Linked DNA regions of Mus musculus: all the other regions are linked to region 1. A link is a loop called in an ENCODE intact Hi-C map of the cell type or tissue named here. Cell type or tissue: gastrocnemius. All regions are shown on one strand.

Region 1 (4,000 bases):
AAGTCAGTTAAGGCCTTGCTAACTTTGCCCACAGGGAGCCCAGTACAGTTTTCATCTCACTGAAAACCACCTTTGCCCTGGCCTCCAATGTGACACTGTTTGACCTGGCAGACAGGATCCAGAAATATGTCAACTCCTGCAGGTCCTCTGCTGAAGTCTGCCAGCTCTTGGGGTCTCAGAGGCGGGTCTTTCGAGGTAAGATGGGAGTCCTCTAGGGGGGGAAACCTGCTCTTGCAGGTAGGCATAGACTTAGAGATGGGAGGTTTGGGGACTCAGGCCCAGAAAAGCTCCTTCACAGAGCTTGTCTTTAGAAGTTATAAGCACAAGCCTTCATGACACTCAGTGCACACATCTGTCTACACATGGCCTTTTACAGCATCAGCTCCTTGGTATCTGGCTCCTTCTTTTCTTCTATACAGTGCCAGGGTGAGAGGAAGATATTACAGGAGCTGAAGGAACCAAAAGCTGTTACTCCCGCTTCCTGGGGAGACAGAAAGTGACATATAGAGTCTGTCAAGTTGCCAATGATCCAACAATCTTTATATGGTGATGACTAAGAAAAAACAAAGAGCTATGCTCATGCAGTATTACCTATCTTTTGTTTGTTTTCTATCATAAAACCATAGAATGACTAAGAGGGAGCATGGCAGGATGCTCCCAGGAGTGCCGTAATGACAGGACTCTCCCTTCCTTTGTTCTTGTTTGGTCGGAGGCTCTTGCCCTGTGTTGGGGTAAGGCCAATGAGAAAGGTGACTCAGGACAAGTCTGGAAGACAGACTTGCGTCTTTCAGGGATAGTTTTATAGCTGGGAGAAGAACACTTTGCTGGAATGAGAACCGCCCCTAGACACAGTGGGCTAGTCCCTCTTGGTGATCAAAGTGTACTCTGGTTAGCTCATTGGACCAGTGGTTGAGGTCTGGCAAAGGAAGGAGAGCTTAGGCTAAGTCTCCCCCATCTGGCATCCAGATGTTAGACATAAATTGAAGGTATCAGGTTTTGGTGCCATATCCGCTGGTTAGTCTAGGCCATTCCCAGTGGGTCAGGATGTTGTAACTGCTGGTCCAGAGCTTTCCTCGAGTGAACAGTTGCACTGCAGAGCTTGGGAGCTGATGCTTTCACCCTGAGATAGGCTCTGGGGGGCTGGCTACTTAGTAACTGGGGGGAAATGAGCTGAACATAACAGAGTTGGAGTGTTTTTGTTCAAAGTTCATGCCCTGTTCTAGGGTGCTGGATACTTTGAGGCTCTCTGGTTGTATGGTTTTGTTTCTCATGCCCAGGGCTCCAGGGTACTATTTTTCCTCCCAGTGAGGTAGGCACCCTTCAGTTTGCTAACCATTTCTAGACTGCATTTGGCGTGGTCAGCATTGGACCAAGGTACTTTTCTGTTGCCAGCTTGTGCATCTGTGCTTTGCAGATCAAGTTGGCAAGATTGTGTGGATGCGCAAGAGCCTGCCCTAGCAGGAGTGCTCGCTCACCCAGCTGCTTTGCTTGGACTGCCCCCATGTGGCCTATAGAAAGACTCTTGTCCCCATGAGGAGGCCATCCTCACTGTGTTCCCTTCCAGTCCCTTGAGCATAAAGACAGCCATGCCTAGTAGCCAAAATTGGACTCACATCTGTTTTTCCTCCAGATCTTCTCTAGGTTTTGCCAAAGGATCCAGCTCTGGCTCTTGGTAATTTTTCTGGAGCTAGAGAGGAGGCTAGACCAGCAGGTGCTGCACACCTTTGGGTTTCTAGCATCCGGGCAGCACTAGGATGCTCTGGACATTGCCGCTGGCGAGAAGGGCTTTGTCCCCTCAGTTCAGAGAATGTCCATCTCCCTCCTTTCAAAGCCCTTTAGTCCTCATGGTCTCCTGGGATTTAGAGACTTTGGAAATCCCCCCTCATGGCCTCAGCCTTGGCTTACTGAGTACTCATTGTCTATCTTGACGGATGTTATGCCCAGGAAAGACCATGGGAACGGTGAATGCAGAAGACTCACATCACCAAGGATCGATTTAAGTGAGATTCTGCATGGTCCTTTTGGGTGGCTTTATGAGACACGTTCATTGAGAAAGCCACTCCTCATTGGAGGGGCGGGGCCTGCCCTCCCTGTTCAAGCAGAAATCTGGCAGCAGGCAGGAACTGGTTGCTTTTGGCAATGAATATTCGTTAGCAGCCTAGATCAGTGGGCAGGATGGAAGGAGAACTTAACATTGACTTCCAGAAAATACCCAATCAGAGTGGGATTTCCCAGCCTAGGATGGCCTGGATACTCCTTATACTTGGAGGTGTTTTTCTCTGCTAAGTCTCATTGACTGGCAAAGCCTTCAGAGAAGTCAGATGTGAGGTGCCGGAAGCTGAGTTCCTCCCTGGTGCCAGCTTTGCAAAGTTTGCCTGGTGAGATTTTTCCGTTTAAACATTTCCCCTTAAATACAAACTTTTTTTTAAAAACAATAAACAAAGGAGCCCAGATTTAACATGTCAGCTTCCACTGATAAAGGCAGGAAATTCAATTCAGCACTGGGAAATGAAGCTGTGCCCTAATTCACCCGGCTAGACAGTCAGTCTCAGTTCTCGGGACCCTCAAGAGGGATGGATGCTGGGAATTCCACACGGGGCCCATCAAGCCCTGGTGTCAGCTCCCATCACCAGAATTTGCCCAGGCAAGGGTTAATTTTGCAGAATTAACAGGCACCTTCTGAAGAGCCTGGGGCCTTTTCTTTGACAATGCCTACAAAATTAGCACCCAATTTTCATTGTACAATGCTCAGACTCTTCCCATCCCCCTGCCACTCTCCTCCTGGGTTCAACTTGCTTTTGACCCCCCAACAGCAGAAGCACACATCTGCCATGTGAGGATAAGTTATTAGCCGCTGTCATGTTGGTTTCATAGTTCTGTTCTCCCTGTGCGCCCACTGACGTGTATCTTGGGTGGTAAAATGTACTCTTCATTATCTTGGCCGTATTAAAACCTCCCAGAGGACTATGTGCCCAGCAGTGAATGCTTTTTGATACGAATAAGCTGATTCTTTATCAACCATGAGATGAATAAAGCCCCCAAATGAACACAAAACCAGCCTTAAAACTGGGTTCTTTCCTCGTCTGCCTGTTTCTCCTGGTGATGGTGTAGCGACTGATCAGGCCAGTAGGACTTCCCCACCCCCACCCCCACCCCCACCCCCACCCCCACCCCAGCACATGCTCACCTACTGGTCTCTGTGCTGCAGATCCAGTGCTGAATAAACCTTCCTAACACTGTAGTGGGGAGACAAACAGACAGACAGACAGACAGACAGACAGACAGCTTCCTGCCAACCCTGGGGAATCAGATTACCATACAAACCTCGTTCTATAATAAGCCTCCAAAAGGCAACACACTGAGAGCAAAGCAAGCTGCCTTACCACAGAGTGGTCCTGGGCCCCTAGGACACAGAGCCCGGACATGTTTCCACTTGAGACTGGTCTGACTGTATTGGTTGGTTTGGGTCCAAGCTCCTGACTTCCTAAGAACATGGTCACATTTTCTGGGTTTGTTCCAGCCCCACCCCCCACCTCCCTTACTCCCAGTCCTTAAACGTGAAGGTACAGAATACACCAGGCTGCATTTGTAGGTTGGGCAGCGCCCTTTCCTTCCTCAGTTTGGTTTCTCCATAGGGAATGCTTGTGAATATTTATTTACTGGCGGTGACCAGGGAACAAGAGGTAGAGACTGTGTAGGGCCTCAGAGGACTATGGTTCCAAGAAGACTCTGGGAAACTCTCCCCTGAGCCTATTGAAATAGCAAGTTCATGCGTCATAAGGTGTGAAGAAGAGGTTTGGTTTGGTCTCACTGCCTTGTTTTTCACATCCCAGCGGGCAGCTTGTGTAAGCGGAAGAGTCCAGAATGTGACAAAGAGACCTCCATCTGCACCGACCTGGATGGTGTCGCGCTCTGTCAGTGCAAGTCTGGCTACTTCCAGTTCAACAAGATGGATCACTCTTGCCGAGGTAACTTCGGGTCCCCAGCAGTTGCGTGGCAC
Region 2 (4,000 bases), 400 kb before region 1:
CGTCTCTCTGTTCTAACGGCTTGCGTTTGCTTAGGGACAGAGGGGCCTAGTGAATCTGATCAGTTTTAGGAACTTCCTGAAGCTTACAGGTGTTCACTTCTTAGCTTAATGAGCTTCCGTGTGTTTCACTTCCTTGTAAGCATCCTTTCTCACAGTGAGCTTCCCTCCAGGAGGAAAGGTTTTAATCTTGGAAGAAACTGCCACACAACACCACTTAAATAGAACTGGGTGAGTTAAACTGGGTCCTTTAAGATGCCCTCAAAGTAGCACCATGCTGCACCCATGCAGACACAAGCAATAAACCCTTTCTCTTAGCCAGGCATGGTGGCGCACTCCTTTAATCCCAGCACTCGGGAGGCAGAGGCAGCTGGATTTCTGGGTTCAAGGCCAGCCTGGTCTACAAAGTGAGTTCCAGGATATCCAGGTCTATATAGAGAAAGCCTGACTCGAAAAACCAAAAAACAAAACAAAACAAAACAAAACAAAACAAAACAAAAAAACAAAACCAAAAAAAACTCTCTCTTCTGGTTGAGCATTTCCTTCCTTCCTTCCTTCCTTCCTTCCTTCCTTCCTTCCTTCCTTTACTTTTGGTTTTTATTTCTCTGTGTAGCTGCCTGCCTCTGCCTCCCAAGTGCTGGGATTAAAGGCATGTGCCATCACTGCCTGACTCTTTGTTTTTTAAGATTTTTTAAATTATTATTATATATAAGTATGCTGTAGCTGTCTTCAGACCCACCAGAAGAGGGTGTTAGATCTCATTACGGATGGTTGTGAGCCACCATGTGGTTTCTAGGATTTGAACTCAGGACCTTCAGAAGAGCAGTCAGTGCTCTTAACCGCTGAGCCATCTCTCCAGCCCTGGGTGAGCATTTTGTTTTGTTTTGTTTTGCTTTCTTCCCCTTCTTGGTATAAGATGGTTTCCAGAGTCCTCACTACCTGGTTGTTCTCTCCAATCTGTCAGTGTGCATCTTAAAATCTGACACCCAGAACCAAACACTGGGTATGAAATATCAGATGCACCGGACCTGGCGGGGGAGGGTGTGTGTGTGCTTCTCTGTAATTAGAAAGGACGCCAATCCCAGGCTGGGTCAGTCCTGGGACAATGGCATGCGCTGAGGCAGACTGAGACGGTCTCACTCAAGGATAGGAAAACTATGTGGTCAGAGAAAAACAGCTAAGGGCTAGCACCAATTTGTAGCACCCAGAAATAGTTATGAATGCAGGTTTGCAATTTACTCCTTTAGTTTTCGTTAGGAAATATCATGAAAATGTGTGTGGTCTATTCAGGTATAGTCTCTGGAGGATAAAAAATGAGGAAGGCGACAGGAGGAAGGGAGATGGGGGGGAGGGGGACGGGGAGAGGAAGAAAGGGTGTGGGGAAGGAAGGGAGGGAGGGAGGGATGGAGGAGACTGGCCTTGCTGTGATGTTGGCTGAAAACTCAGAGGTTTCGATGTCAAACTAGAAATGATATAGAATCACTAGCTGGTCCCTAGCCAGAAGCTGGTAGAATATTCTAGAAGGCAGGCAGGGACTAAGAGCAATAGTGGGTGTTGGCTTTGGTCTCCTGATCCCCCTGCCTGGAACACTGGGAAGCAGGCTATGGGCTAAGGCGGTGCCCCCCACAAATGTAAGCGGTGGTTCTCTTAGCTCCCTCACTCCCTTGTTCTTGTCTTGCCCCAGAGAGACAGGGCTCTAAAGAATGCTCTAGAGCAGTGGTTCTCAACCTGTGGGTTGTGACCTTCATGGGGGTTGCCTATCAGATATTTATACTGTGATTTATAATTAGCCAAATTACAAAGTAGCAATGAAATAATTTTATGGTTGGGGGGTCACTACAACATGAGGAACTGTATGCAAGGGTCACAGCATTAGGAAGGCTGAGAACTACTGGCCTAGAGAGTGTCCTGTCTACACGGCATGGTGTCGGACACCTGAAACCCCCAGCACTTGGTAGGTGGAGCCAGAATGATCAGGGAGTTCAAAGCTACAAAGCAAGTTCTGGACCAGCCTGGGCCACATGAGACTCTGCCTTGAAAAAAAAAAAACAAAAACACAACAAAAAGAAACAAAGAAGAGGAGGAGGTTTGGTCTGGACAGAAACAAGACAGGGATTTCCAAGGGTAGTGGGTCTGCTTCAGCTCTGACCTTCAGCCAGAAGTGGCCAGTCAGTGCCAGTCCCACAGCAAGGACAAAAGTGAAGCTTCTGTGCCCTCCACCAGGAGGCAGGCAGCCTCGCAAACCAACGGTGATGTCATCATTTGGCTTGCTCTTCATTTCTGCAGTTTGAAAGCTGAACCTGGCGACTCTCCCTCTACGGTGAGGATGTGCATACCTTTCATTCAACAGACCAGGCTCCAGATGGAAGCTCAGGGGAGGGCCGCAGTCTCTGGAGGCCCGGGGTAGGGACTGGCCCACAGGAGGGCGCCCCTGAGCCCATTAAGCAACAACTACCAAGTCCATCTTTTGTTTGTTTATATTTGATCTCTAACACGTCACCATCTACAATGACTCTATAATACGAGATTTCCTGGTTTTGCGAGTGACTCGTAATCGATCAGGAAGCGTTTGTTCTAATTTCCCTCCAGGATCACTGTCTCCTGGAAATACTCTCCTAAATTTAAAAAGCGCAGACAAGAAAGGTAGGTGAACCGAAGGCAAAAGTGGTGCCGGGGGACGTTGTTTTGGTTTGGTTTGATTGTTTGTTTCTGAGCTACCTGAGTGTGCCGAGGTCATGAAACACTGTCTCAAAATCAGACGGAAGCAGGGTCTGTGGGAGGGCTCAGCCCACAAACGCCACCCTCAAGTCTGATGACCTGAGTTCAACCCCTACCCCCAGAACCCACAGCTAGAAGGCAAGAACCGGTTCCTGCAAGTTGGCCTCTGACCTCTATACACATGACATTCACCAGTTCTTGCCCACAAGCGCACATGCAAAATACAAAGTAGATATAACAGTACAAATTTTAAATCTTGCCTGGTGTGGTGGCGCATGCCTTTAATCCCAGCACTCAGGAGGCAGAAGCAGGCTGGTTTGAGTCCAGCCAGGTCTACAAAGCAAGTCCAGGACAGCTAGGGCTATTCCACAGAGAACCCATGTCTAGAAAAACAAAAACAACAAAAATTAAAATCACACAAACACAACAAAAGAAACCGCCATAGAGGACTTCCATCAAGGGCCAGTCACCTTTTGGAGGGGGAAAATACCACAGCAAGCTCAACCTATTATTTAAATCTGTACCCCTTATGTTGGGACTTGAACCTGTGCCCTTCATAAGCACCTTCCCACCTACCTACAGTCCTAACCTATACCAGGGTTTTAAACATACGAAGCTGGCATCTGGCCCAAGTGGATCCTTCCAATCTCTAATAGCTCCAACACGCGGCCTAAATACTGCCTGCTAAAATCCATATTATCTCAGTAATACCAGGTTCACCTTTGAGAGAAGGAGGCAGGCTTGCAAACAGACTCTGTGAGATGAGCATCGGCCCAGAGGAACAATGGTGTTTGAGGAGGAATTTAAATGTGCTGAGCATGTGGGCCTGTCCAGAGTCACAGGAAGCAAGATGTGTTTGTTCATTCATTCATGCATGTGCTTGTTTAACAAATATTTATTGAGGGCAACTCTGTGTCCACAGTGTCTGTTTGGCTTTCAGGTCCCTCGCTCTGTTGAGGGAGGGACAGCATATTTATTTATATTCTGCAAGGGGCAGGGTAGTCCTGGTTAAGACGGCACATTCCCTCTGAAATTTCATGAGCTCTTAGCAGCCTCCATGTGTACAAATGCAGGCAGGAAACGCATGCATGGGTGTGATTAGATGACCCGAATACAGGCTTGCTCAGTGTTCCCACTCTATATTCAAGTGTCTCCATCTCTCTGTTTTTAAAAAGATTTAATTTATCTTTACTTGTGTGTGTAGCTCACATGTGAGTACAATTGTCTTCAGAAACTAGGAGTGTTTGACCCCCCAGAGCTGAAGTTGCAGGCAGTGTGAGTTCCC
Region 3 (4,000 bases), 180 kb before region 1:
AAATAAGTCCTTTGCTCTCTTCTTGGTCTTCCTAGTCCTCATATGGTCAGGGGAGCGTGGAACTCAGTTCCCTGCTGTCAGTGATCAGGGGAGCACAGAGCTCAGTTCTCTACTGTTGGTGATCAGGGGAGCACGAAGCTCAGTTCTCTGCTGTCAGTGAGTACTCTGGGATTTCTTCATCATCACCGTTGCCCTGCTTCATCTGCCTCCCTAGAGTTCTCCAACCCAGCTTCCATATTGCCAGTTCCCATGGTCTACACACCATCTCAAATTAAAGTCAAACACCCTCTGGCCCTTCATTCATTATCTCCATTTTTCTACTTTTAAAAGTTAGGATTAATCTAATTATCTCTTAAAAGTAGAATTGTCTTTTCTTCACTGACAAGTTCTTATGTGTGAGTAATATATCTTGGTCATATCCACCCCCAAGACCCCTTCTAACAACCCTGAGACATCCCCGACACATCTTCCTCCCACCCTCACATCCGCTCTGGCTTCTGTATTGCTTTGGCAGCCCACTGAAGCCAGTTGTTACTTTCTGTTGAGTGGTGACTCCTGACTGTGTTGGCCTGGTCTTCTGCCGGTGGCCATAGCTGCTGTGGGTTCCCGAGTGTATTGATCGTGGCATGTCCAGAGGACAGTGCCCACAGTGCTCCTCCCCACCCACAGTACTCCTCTACACTCACAGTGCTCCTCCACACTCACAGTGCTCCTCCCCACCCACAGTGCTCCTCCACACTCACAGTGCTCCTCCCCACCCACAGTGCTCCTCCACACTCACAGTGCTCCTCCCCACCCACAGTGCTCCTCCCCACACCTGGGGCCTTCAATTCTTTCTGCCTCATCTGAGATGGTGTCTCAGCCTTGAGGGTGGGATGGAGGTCACATAGCTGTCCCATTTAGAACCGAGGACTCACTCAGTCATCAGTTCAGTCTCTTTGACCAGTTATGCGTCTCTGACCAAGATTACAGGGAGCACTGGTCTATATGTGTCACTATTTAGAAAGAAGCCTGACAATATGTCCACTTAGCAAAACCACACTGTGACAGATGCTGGGCAGGGTTGCTTCCCACCTCAGAGACGCAGAAGCAGCAGTCTGGAGAGAGGAGTAATTTCTAGGAACCCAGGCTTCTGCGGTCAGCCCCTTGCTGGTCTAGCAGAGAGGCAAAAATCTGAGTTATCAGACTTAGGTTCCTGTGTAAGGCCTATGCCCTAAGGCATGGACTTTTGCCTAGGTTTATAGTATATACGTGAGCTCTGTCCTGTGGAGCAGGGTGAACACGAACATTCTGGCTGCTCCTCTGGAGTGTGAAGTCAGCCCACATGGTGGCTAAGAAGGACAAGGCTTGGATCTTTCAGAATTGCTCAGCACTGGCTTACAGAGACAGGCAGTACATATTTGCATGGAGAGAGCCCACGAGGAAAGGTAGCCAGACTGCATGGCCTTTTTTGTCCCTGCAGGAGCGGTCGGCTAGTCTGTAGCCGCCATAAGGGAGGCCTCCATGCCCTTACTGTGAGACCCCTGTCTTGCACCCCATTTTTAGCACCCTGCTTCAGTCCTGGAACGGGAACAGGGGCCAGGTTACCACTGTGGCATTACCTTCCCAACCAGCTCCTGCCCCTTGTGGTGGACACCAACGCTGCAGGCTTTGTCTCCAAGTGGTTTCCAGGCTGTGGGGCAAGGCCTGCCTGGAGGGCCGGCCTTGCAGTGCCCTCCGTGGCCTCTGTGTGGAGTTGCAGTCTGTGTTCTCTCGGGACCTCTGGGCAGGATACCTCGCCCCAGGGCAGCTCACTCAGCCCTTCTCCCTTCCACAGTCCTAGGAGGAAACACCCACTCCTGTGTGTGGATTGCTTCTCCAGAGCTGGTGTTTATGTTTTTGTTCACCAAGGACTGTCATGCACACACTCTCAAGTGACACTGGACAGGGCTGGGCAGGGTTACTTGAGAGATGCCGAAACAGCAGCCGGGAGAGGGGACGTTGGTTCTGAGAGCGCCGCTGTGCAGCTAGCTCCCAGCTGGTCCAGCAGAGAGAGGCAAAGTCTGGGAGTAGGCAGAGAACTATTTCAATGAGGGCCTGACTTTCATTCCAGCCTTGGTCCCCATGGCCCTGCCTGCCCCTAGCAGTGCTGGCAGAGTCCGAGGGAAGCAGGGAACACCCTAAGCTCTGGTTCAATGCTAGACCTCTGTCCACCTGTATTTTCAAACTGCATGGGGTTGGGGATCCCTGCCCGGTGTCCTCTGCTCCTACAGGCTTCCGCATGGCCTTCTTCAGAGATGGGCAGTGAGGTGTAGTGTGGGACAAAGACTATGGGTCCCAGTGTTCTGCTCCCAGAAACCTGGGGATAGAAAGTCCCCTAACCCATTGGTCTGGAGTGTGCTGAGAGCATAGCGCCCATCTTTGTTCCAAACCTCTCACTTGACTGGTGCTCAGCCAAGGCTTGAACTCACAGATCTTTGCTGTGTGTGTGTGTACATATGTACGTATTTGAGGAACCGGGGAGAGGGACACTCTATATGTATTATCCTAGTCACCCTTGAAACACCTAGTGGGGGCCGTGAGGTAACAATGCCCACTTTATAGACAAGGGAGTGGAGACTCCAAAGAGCTGGTCCAATTTTCCTAGATTGTGTAGTAAGTGGCTTGGCTAGTATGACCTCAGAGGCGCCATGTGCCATCAGGTAGAGGTAGGGTCTCTATACTGCTTCCATTCTTTCAGATCAAGAGGGTCTGAGAGCCTGAGTTCTCAGCCAGCCTTCTCTTGTGGGGGTCAGATGGTCAGAGCCAAGCCCCTAGAGGGGTAAACAAGAGATGAAATAGAAGCCTGTGAACAACACCAGGCAGGGTGGTGACAAAGACATGCTCTCCCAGTGCCACTAGGAACTGAGATCTCGGACAAGCTCAGCCAACAAGTGCTAGATTCAGGTCCAAAGTCCGGCAGGTTTATTGTCAGGCCACCGAGGTCACTCCCCACGTAGCCTGCCTCTCACCCCTGGGTTCTCCAGCAGCTGCCTTCTTCCTGGAAGGCGGGGTGATACAGCAGGTGGCTCCACACTGGTCCTCTGCATTGAGCCCGAGGGCAGTCCCACCTCAGCGTGGGTGAGCATTTCTGCCATTCCTTAGCATAGTTCCCTGACAAAGATGCCAGCTGAGAGTGGGCAAGGAGCACAGCTGGGTCAGGGTAGCAAGCCTGCGGGATCTGAGGCCGCGGTAGAAGGGGCATGGTGAATAGCCTTTATTTTTGAGACAGCATCTCATTGTGTAACTCTAGCTGGGTCTGGATTAACACTATGTAGATCAGGCTAACTTTGTACTCAGAGATCTACCTGCCTCTGCTTCTGCCTCTGAGTGCTGGGATTAAAGGTGTACCACCAAGATGTTTTTATTATTATTATTATTATTATTATTATTATTATCATCATCATCATCATCATTATCCTATCTTCTGTTTCTCTTTTATCTCTCCCCATACTTGACTTGCCTCCCTTTCTGGTTTCCTTCCCTTCTCTCTTTCCTTCTATCTTCATGATTGGATCCTTGAAATGAACCAGTGTATGGGAGTTTTTGGCCTAGCCCAGATCATTCATTCCTATTGCTGTCCTAAATCCTCTTGGTACCCTTTTACCACTAAATATATATGTTAGTGTGTTTAGCCGAAGATGTGACCCCTGTGACCCCTGTGGACAAAGGTAATGAGCAGCATTTGGGTGACTTGGAAGCAGGCATTGCGGATGATTTAGACTTGAGGAGTGTGGTCATTCATTTATATTGGATCTCAGCAGATGCCATTCACCACGGAGGGCTAGTGTGACAAGTTCTTGTTATAGACACTGGGACAGAATCTGGAAGCTCATGGATGCTCAGGGAGAGATGAAGTTGGGCCTGCCTGGATGCCCTTACCTGGTCCCTCTCTTCAGAACCCTCATTTGCTTTGACAGTGATCTGAGGCACACGGCTGGGATGTCATAGTGGGACTGAGGCTTCAGAAGAGTCCCAGTTG
Region 4 (4,000 bases), 550 kb before region 1:
AGGGACTGCCTCTCCAAACTTTAAACACTTCAAACCTTGTGTTTTTGGCTTTCTACCTGCTAACGACAGCTAGCTAAAAGGCAGGTCTCTTTTCTGCATTAGCAAGCAGTTTTGCTTTTCAGAGGAAGGGCTGGCGGAAGCCTTGGAATGTGCCTCTGTCTTCTAGGCTGCTGTTACACAGCCTTGAAAACAACTATGGAGCAAAGGGCAGCCAGTCCCTCTGCTCACTGCTTCCTTGGAAGACAGATCATGTGTGCCATTGCTTACATCTTTTTATTGTGATGAAATTTAAGTCTTATGTGATGAAACAAAGTCTTATTTGGCAGAGTCAGTAGTACAGCTTGCTGCTTTTTGATAAGACTTGTGTTCTAGCCAGGCCTTGAAGTTCTGCCCTTTAACACACTCTGTCTTGGGTGTAGGTGTTGCTTGCCCTCTTTGTGACCGGTGTGCTGCTATTGCCCTGAGGACTGAAGTCAGTGTGTCCATTCCTGCACAGGAGTCGGCCATTTCCCTATGAAATTGTAGCCTGTTAATTTGCTAGCTTGTGAATAGGGCAATCCTGAGACCCTTTGTAGTTCTAGTAGAATATCTACTGGAGAATACTACAATAATGAAAATGATCAGTTTGGGTGCTGGAACAAACCAGTGGCTTTTTCTCTCTCACGCTGTCCCTTTCTCATTTCACATCTACTCAGTCAGCAGGTCCTGTCACCCCAGCCCTGTTACCATAGCCTCCTGTACTCTGTTTGATGAGATATTCTTTTTAGACAGATATAATACATAGTCTCTGGTTTGTAGCTCCTAGATTGTGTATAGATACATAAAATAGATGCATGTGACTGTGATGTGAAAGTAGATGCAACACTGCCCAGTGGGACAAAGGGGACTGATGGGAGGGAGGGGCATGGAGAGAGGGAGCTCATACACACTGGACACTTGAAGGAAAACTTGAAAAGGCAAAGAAGAAAGGTCTTTAAACAACATACTCCTGTTGTTATGTGCTCCAGTGCCAGAGACCCGTACTGCTGTTTTCTCTGTGTGACGTTTTTCTCCTGGGGAATTTCTCTTACTTTTCAGTGGGTTTTCAGAGTGCTTTGTAATAATCCCTTTCCCTCCCTCCCTCCCTCCCTCCCTCCCTTTCTTGTTTCTTTTTCCTGTTTGTTTGTTTGTTTGTTTGTTTGTTTGAAACAGATTCACTCTGTGTAGCCCTGGCTGTCCTGGAATTTGCTGTGTAGATCAGGGTGGCCTCAAACCCAGAGATCTGTCTACCTCTGCCTTCCAAGTGCTGATACTAAAGAGGCAATCCACCACTGCCTGGGAGTCGCTTGTTCTTAACTGAAAGGATCTGAAAGTGTTTAAAGCAAGGTTGATTTTAAACATTTTATGTAACTTAAGTCTGATAAAGGTTAATGGTTGGAGCCTAACACCTGTGACACCACCCCTTAGGGAGTTAAGGCTTGAGAAGTTCAGGGCTAGCCTAGGAGGTAGGTAGGTAGGGTGTGTGTGTGTGTGTGTATCTGTCTGTCTGTGAATGTGTATATAGCAAGACTATCAAACAAACAAAAAGAAGTAAGTATGGAGTAATAATGGAATTTGGGAATTGAAACAATCTAGGAGGAGTGTCAGACTAAATGTATTAATACCACTGGGCAGACAGCCAATTGTGAACCACCCAACATGGGTGCTAGGAAGAGAACTCAGGGCCCCTGGAAGAGCAACCACCAAGCCCCTTCACCAACTATTTCCCTAGACAGCTTCCAGGACGAATTCCAAGGAGATGATACTTTGAAATATCAGAAATATATCCAATTTGTGGGCAGTGGTATTACTGAAGATAACTTCTTCATAGCTTAGTTTCCAGTGTCTTGTTTTTAATCACCTGATTCATGGAACATGAAATATCATGATAAAATGAGGTATGTAATGTTTTCCTCAATTAGCAACCAGATTGTCTTAATATTAAAATGTTTATTAAGATCTGCAAAAATGTATACACTTCTAAAGAGTAGAGCGTGAGGTAGAAGGTTACACACACTCAGACACAGGCTTCCGTCAGAAACTTGGTCAGCAGTGTTTCAGGCTGAGAGCTTTCAGATTTTGGTGTATGTATGGTGGGAATTAGAACTTGGGATAGTTGGATTAGGGGATGCTAGCTTGCATTGAAACCAGTCTGGGCTATAGCATACCCACAGCTCCCAAAGCAAAACATTGAGTCTCACAGCATCTTCTCATGGCCAGCAGGTGGCACAGTCTTCCCACATCAAACAGTTGTGCTAACTAGTTATTGGACAGAGAAGGGGAGAGATGAAAGAGAGCCCGCGATTGTCCATGCCAAAGGATAATAGTGCTCAAGTTGTTTCTGTACAGTCTGGGGGCTGGTGTTTCATATATCAAGACAAGCAGTAGTCTACACTTATTTGAGTCTTGTTCTTCTGTTGCTGTTTTGAGACAGGGTCTCTTTTTTATGTAGCCCAGGTTGGCTTTGAACTCATTCATATACCTGCCTTAACCTTCCAAAGGCTAGGACTTCTGGCAGGTTGCCACCATGCCCAGCTTGAATCTGCTTCTTATGAGACTGGATTTATGCTGTTATTAAGTCAATCACCATCAGCATCTTTCTTGTAATTTTTATGAGAAACCTAAACCTTTCTTTGAGACTGTAGTTTTATTTATCTCTGGCCTGGTAGCTGACCATGAACTCCTGATTCTTTTGCCTCTTGAGTTCAGGGATCACAGGTATGTGCTAGTATGCCTTATTTAAAATTAACTTTTTTATATGTATTCACCAATAAAGAATTCATAACATTAGAACACAAATCACTATATTGTGATTACTGTTGGCTATTAAGTGACTGGTACAGTAACTTGCAAATGAGGAATACCATTAGTAAGAAAGGAAAAGTGGTGACTGAATAGAGGCCATGTGGGTTCGTGAAGGTCAGTGACAGGTGACTTCCTCCATCACCCTCTACCTTTGTCTTTTAAATATAAACACACACACACACATTTAGTGTGTCTGTGTATACATGCACAAAGCATGAGTATGTGCCATGTATGTGTGTGTGTGTGGAAGTCAGAGGACAACTTGCAGGAGTGACCTGTTTCCTTCTCCAGTGTAGGCTCCTAGCTGGAAATCCTATCATTAGATTTGTTGGCCAGTGCCTTTCTGTGCTGAGCCAGGTCTCCAGCCCTTTACCTCATTTCTGGGATGGTCTGTCACTGAACCTGGAGCTCACCAGTTGGCTAGACTGTCTGTCTAGTGAAGCCCGGGATGACTTCCCATTTCTTTCCAGCACTGAGATTAAAGGCATGCAATTGCGATTTTTTTTTTTAATGTCAGCTAAGGATCTGAATTCAGGTCTTATACTTGCACATGCAAGCCCTTTGCCCACTGAACCATATCTTCTGACCCCCTTTGATGGCTTTAACATGTCTATGCTTTTCTTAAGGTGGTTAGTATAGTAATATTTTTTTGGGGGGGAGGGGGGTTCAAGGCAGGGTTTCTCTGTATAGCCCTGGGGCTGTCCTGGAACTTACTTTGTAGACCAGTCTGGCCTCGAACTCAGAAATCCGCCTGCCGCTACCTCCCGAGTGCTGGGATTAAAGGCGTGCGCCACCACGCCCAGCTGTATAGTAAGATTTTAGGAAAGTTTTTCCCCATAATCCACTAGATATGGAGATAACCTCCCTAGATAACCCTAGAAGTCCAGTTCTTGCAGGACATGCTCAGCTGCAGTGCTTTTATGACATGCCACCAGGCAGGGGAGGACACCTTCCAGAGACAAGGCTTGGTGTGGAGAACTCAGACTAAGAAATGACTTTCCAAATGGTGAATTATGGACACCTTGATCCTTTGAGGAAATAATTTCTGTTGTGTTCTGCCTGGGGCTTTGCAGGGTTAATGCAGAGTACAACACTCAGGTTATAGGGCTACAGGACTGGACAAAAGAGTAAGTCTCATGGACAGAAACGGTTCAGGGAAAGCAGACTATATATATGC
Region 5 (4,000 bases), 430 kb before region 1:
AAAAGCCTTTCCATAATCAACATTAACCAATTCCTGGCCCAACGCCTCTTTTTGTTTGTTTTGAAATAGGGTCTTTCTGTGCAGCCCAGGCTGGCCTCAAACCCAGAGATTCTCCTGATTGTGCCTCCGGAGTGCTGAGGGTACAGGTTTGTATGCATCACCACTTCCGGCCCAACCACCTTTTAACACTGTTGCATTGGGGGTTAACATCCAAGCACACAAACTTGGGGCACCACAGCATCGGCTTCTCATTGCTTCAGGCTTTTGGAAAGGCCACTTCGATTGCCTGACTTGGCTCAGCTTCGGTCCCCTCCTGTGCCTAGACGTACGGTCTCCCCCATTACCTCCTCTGGGAGAGCTTCCCTATGCTTCTGTTCAGAAACACCATGGCCTGAAACTGCTGAAGCTCCCCTGGAGAGGACGCAGCCTGAAGTGCTTGAAATGGCTGGCTTGTAAGTATGGAAAGAGCTCAGAGGATCAAATCCTGGTATGCATTAAGGATAGCTATAGGGACCAGGGGTCAGTGCACCCTGTGGGCCACTATGGAAGCCTCTAAACTGGAGTCCAAGTATTTTCCTTATTGTAATCTGTTTTGTTCTCCCTCATCTATCAAGTATAGTGTAGATGTGTCAGAATCTCCCGCATCATTAGATGTGGTGCACATCTGTCATATTAGGAGTTAGGGGGCTGGAATAGAAGGATCAGCAAGCAATTTGAGTCCAGCCTGGGCTACACTGTGGGACTCTGTCTCAACAAATAGTGCTTCTCTTCTACAGCAACACCCAGCTGCCTAATTTCTCGTTTTCTTTTCTCCATTTTAACCTACCTTAAAGGTATATGTCCTTTGCTTTCTGTTGCTGTGATACAAGCATCTTGGGAATAATAGGTTTATTTGGCTTACAGGTGTCAATCCATCAAGGGAGCTCAAGGTAGGAACTGAAGTGGAGACCATGGAGGAACACTGGCTTTCCCACAGGAGCACTTCAGCTGACATTTCTTATACAGCCCAGGCTGCTACCCAGAGAAGGCACCGCTCACAATGGGCTGGGCCTTCCCGCATCAATTAGCAGTCAAGACAATGCTCCCAAAACATATCCATACGCCAGTCTGATGGAGGCAGTTCTTGAACTGGGGTTTCCGCCTCCCTGGCATGTCCAGTTGGCAACCATAGCCATGCTCCCTCCCTGAATCTTGGTCAGTGAACTCTGGGGTTCACCGGTTACTTCCTCCTCAGTGATGGGATGGGATCCTCAGTGTGCCCAGCTTTTGGGGTGGATTCTTTGGCCCTTGTGTCTGTGTGGCAAGCGCATTAGCGACAACTACCTCTGCACCCCTTATTTTTGTCAGCATCTTGTGTAGCCCAGGTTAGCAAACTCCAAGTCTTCCCATCTCAGCCTTCAAGTTTACAAGCATTACAGATGTGTGCCACCATGCTCAATTCATTTATAGATTTATAAAATTGGAATCTTCAGCTGTCTTCTGCTGAGTCATTCATTCTTAAAATCTTGCAGTGTTTTTGACTTAGTGCCCCCTTGTGCCGCCATCCAGGCAGCCCTCTCCCAGTCCTTGGGCTCCTGGCTGACTTTCTCTTTATTTGTTAAATATCACTTGCTAGATTTACCCACACCCCTCCTGATCGGGCTCTCTCTCTCACCTCTGGTCCACAGTGCCTGACCAACGTAGACTTAGGTTGTGCCTGACAATGTAGTGCCTGTCTGTAATATCACTGGGGTCAGTGACAGAAACCATGAGACCAGGAATCTATAAAAAAACATCTGGGAGGGGCTGGAGAGATGGCTCGACAGTAAAGAGCACTGGTTGCTCTTCCAGAGGACATGAGTTCAACTCTGAGCACCCATGTGGCAGCTTATAACTGTCTATAACTCCAGTTCCAGAAGATCTGACACCCTTATGCCAACATACATGCACATAAAACACCAATGCACATTAAATAAACAGACTAATAATAATACTTAATAATAATAAACAGTTGGAAACCACTCCGTGAGAGCAAGTTCTCCACCAAGACATTGAATAATTACAGGACACTAGGCATTTGATGGTCATTGGTTCTTTTGATTGTGACAATCTCCTGCCCCCATATAGAGAACTTTCTATTTTAGTATGTAGAAATTAGAATTTAGAGTAAACCTCGGTCAGGCTGGCTACCTCACTTATAGGCAGTCCCTGAACTCTAGCCCAGGGAAGGAACTCTGGTGGCTGTCCCATATGGCCAGCCCTGCACTCTAGGAGTGTGCCACTAGGTGGCAGCAAAGCTAACGGACCCAGGAGAAACCTCTGGTTGAAACTGGTTTTTGTTTTATAAAAGTAGCACGGACTTTTATTGATGTGACTAAAACTAGATTATTCAACAAAATAAACATTAACCAAGCAGGCACAGTCCATGTGGTAAAAGGGCAATAAAGTAAACAGACCTTTAAACTTGGACCTTTCTACCTACATTTTGGCAATGTAATTACTCAGAGGAGACTGTCTTCTGGGGACTCACCAGGCTTGGATGATACCTCACTGTCCTACGCAGTGAAGCCTTTTGAGGGGGAGTTGAGCTTGCCTGTCCTCTAAGGAGGGCTTCCAGGGAGAATCCAGGTGCTCTACCACTGAGCCACACATCCTAACCCAGTCCTTCTGAGAATAGGATTTGTCATGTTGTCCAGGCTGGGAATATACCCGAATGCCTCCAAAAACTATTTCAAAAAGAGAAATACACACTCCACTTGGGAGAATGAAGAGATGAGAAGTTTTCACACTTTTAGATTAGAAAGATGGTATAGTATGTCCTTGTGTTTTTGTCTTGGATATTTTTGTTGTTGTTATTTTATTGGGTTCTTATACCTACCACACTTCCAGTCCTTATTCCACCTTAATGCCTTCCATCCTCCCACCGCAACACTAGGTAAGAAAGAGGTTTAGAAGGGAAAGGTATAGACCTCTTTATACTACTTCCTGCTGACTAGGGGCATTGGGTTCCGTGGCAAATCCAATCTCTATCTTCAGGACATCTCCAACCAGCAATCCAGCAATAGCAAGTGCAGCAGAGCCCAGGAGGAAGCAGGAGGAACCAGAAGCAGCCTCCACACGCGTGCTCAGGGCTCTCGCATTTATACCCTCTCAAGAGTCGCCAGAATTCCAAATATAAACAATTTTTTAGCTGGCAAAGATCACACCCCTCCTAGAATATGAAAAAAAAATCACAGCAGCTGTGGACAAACTAAAGGAACCTCTATCCCACACCTGAGATTAAAACAAAAACATGCACATAGCATAACTGGGTTTTTTTTTTTTTTAAGAAACCAAGATTCACCATATATTCTTCAACACACACACATCATGAAGGACTTAAAAGGTTGTTTTTCTGCTTGCCTCTGCTGACAAAGCAGTTGGCACGGAGCCAGACCATACCCACTCAAGCCTCGAGGACAGGGTACTTGGGACTGGCACACAGACATCTCTCTTCACATGGTCAGCCTACGAGCAGCCCGGCCCCACACTCAGTGTTTTGCGGACAGAGATCTTTGAACTCACAGCATGGGTTGGTCACTGGCAGGTGCCGGTCTCATCGTGCTTGTCTGTCTACTCCACAGCCAGAGGAGAAGCTTCAGGCCCCAGACATCACTGTAAAGCTGGAGGCTGCTCCTCCCTGCAGCTGCCAGCACAAGTCAAATATGGCCTAGTGGTCCACAAGTGCCAGTCGCTCGGCTGGCATCAGCTCTCCCCTGAGCCATGGCCACCCCTGCTCTCTTCACATCCTAGTCCAGAACCTGACAGTCTGGGGATGGTGGCCCATGCCTCTGATACCAGCCCCTGAGAAGCTGAACAAGAGAGGCTATGTGACTTTGAGGCCATCCTGAACTACGTAGTACCAGGCTAACCCAGGCAACAACATCACAAGAGCCATGCATTTTCTGTGTTCCTAGCAGGGCCTCTCATTTCCTTGAGAAAGCAACCCCATTTCCCCAGAAGTTGTGAGAAAGCTTGAGGC

What was found. A loop is a pair of places that touch in the nucleus more often than their neighbours do. Peaks named below come from ENCODE experiments on the same cell type or tissue, not always from the same donor. Only the 100,000 strongest peaks of a DNase experiment are listed, where the experiment ranks them.
Region 2: a loop joins it to region 1, with 2.1 times the contacts of the local background. A loop is called at or near these places in 3 of 42 quality-filtered maps.
Region 3: it touches region 1 in a loop (8-fold over the local background); 19 of 42 quality-filtered maps call a loop at or near these places.
Region 4: it touches region 1 in a loop (2.1-fold over the local background); 7 of 42 quality-filtered maps call a loop at or near these places.
Region 5: a loop joins it to region 1, with 7 times the contacts of the local background. A loop is called at or near these places in 28 of 42 quality-filtered maps.

The regions. Positions count from the first base shown.
Region 1 is chr16:33,738,529-33,742,528 of GRCm38, forward strand. Heg1 (heart development protein with EGF-like domains 1) reads left to right here. Exons shown (of 15, transcript NM_175256.5): 9 at 35-195; 10 at 3,834-3,968. Among named protein-coding and RNA genes, the nearest start is that of Muc13, 54 kb to the right of the region's middle. In gastrocnemius, a CTCF peak has its summit at 1,504 (motif pointing left); DNase peaks (open chromatin) are centred at 209, 1,463, 2,085, 3,454 and 1 more place; H3K27ac peaks cover 2,575 bases.
Region 2 is chr16:33,335,080-33,339,079 of GRCm38, forward strand. No RefSeq gene overlaps it. Among named protein-coding and RNA genes, the nearest start is that of 1700007L15Rik, 44 kb to the right of the region's middle. In gastrocnemius, CTCF peaks have their summits at 2,223 (motif pointing right) and 2,423 (motif pointing right); DNase peaks (open chromatin) are centred at 2,323 and 3,358; H3K4me3 peaks cover 422 bases.
Region 3 is chr16:33,558,771-33,562,770 of GRCm38, forward strand. All of the region lies in intron 4 of Slc12a8 (solute carrier family 12 (potassium/chloride transporters), member 8), which reads left to right. Among named protein-coding and RNA genes, the nearest start is that of Slc12a8, 43 kb to the left of the region's middle. In gastrocnemius, no CTCF peak of the experiment used is centred here; a DNase peak (open chromatin) is centred at 1,658; H3K4me3 peaks cover 483 bases; H3K27ac peaks cover 2,892 bases.
Region 4 is chr16:33,191,598-33,195,597 of GRCm38, forward strand. All of the region lies in intron 1 of Osbpl11 (oxysterol binding protein-like 11), which reads left to right. Among named protein-coding and RNA genes, the nearest start is that of Osbpl11, 8.5 kb to the left of the region's middle. In gastrocnemius, a CTCF peak has its summit at 2,230 (motif pointing right); DNase peaks (open chromatin) are centred at 2,249 and 2,520; H3K4me3 peaks cover 664 bases; H3K27ac peaks cover 1,681 bases.
Region 5 is chr16:33,304,488-33,308,487 of GRCm38, forward strand. No RefSeq gene overlaps it. Among named protein-coding and RNA genes, the nearest start is that of Snx4, 55 kb to the left of the region's middle. In gastrocnemius, a CTCF peak has its summit at 2,258 (motif pointing right); DNase peaks (open chromatin) are centred at 2,257 and 3,449; H3K4me3 peaks cover 316 bases.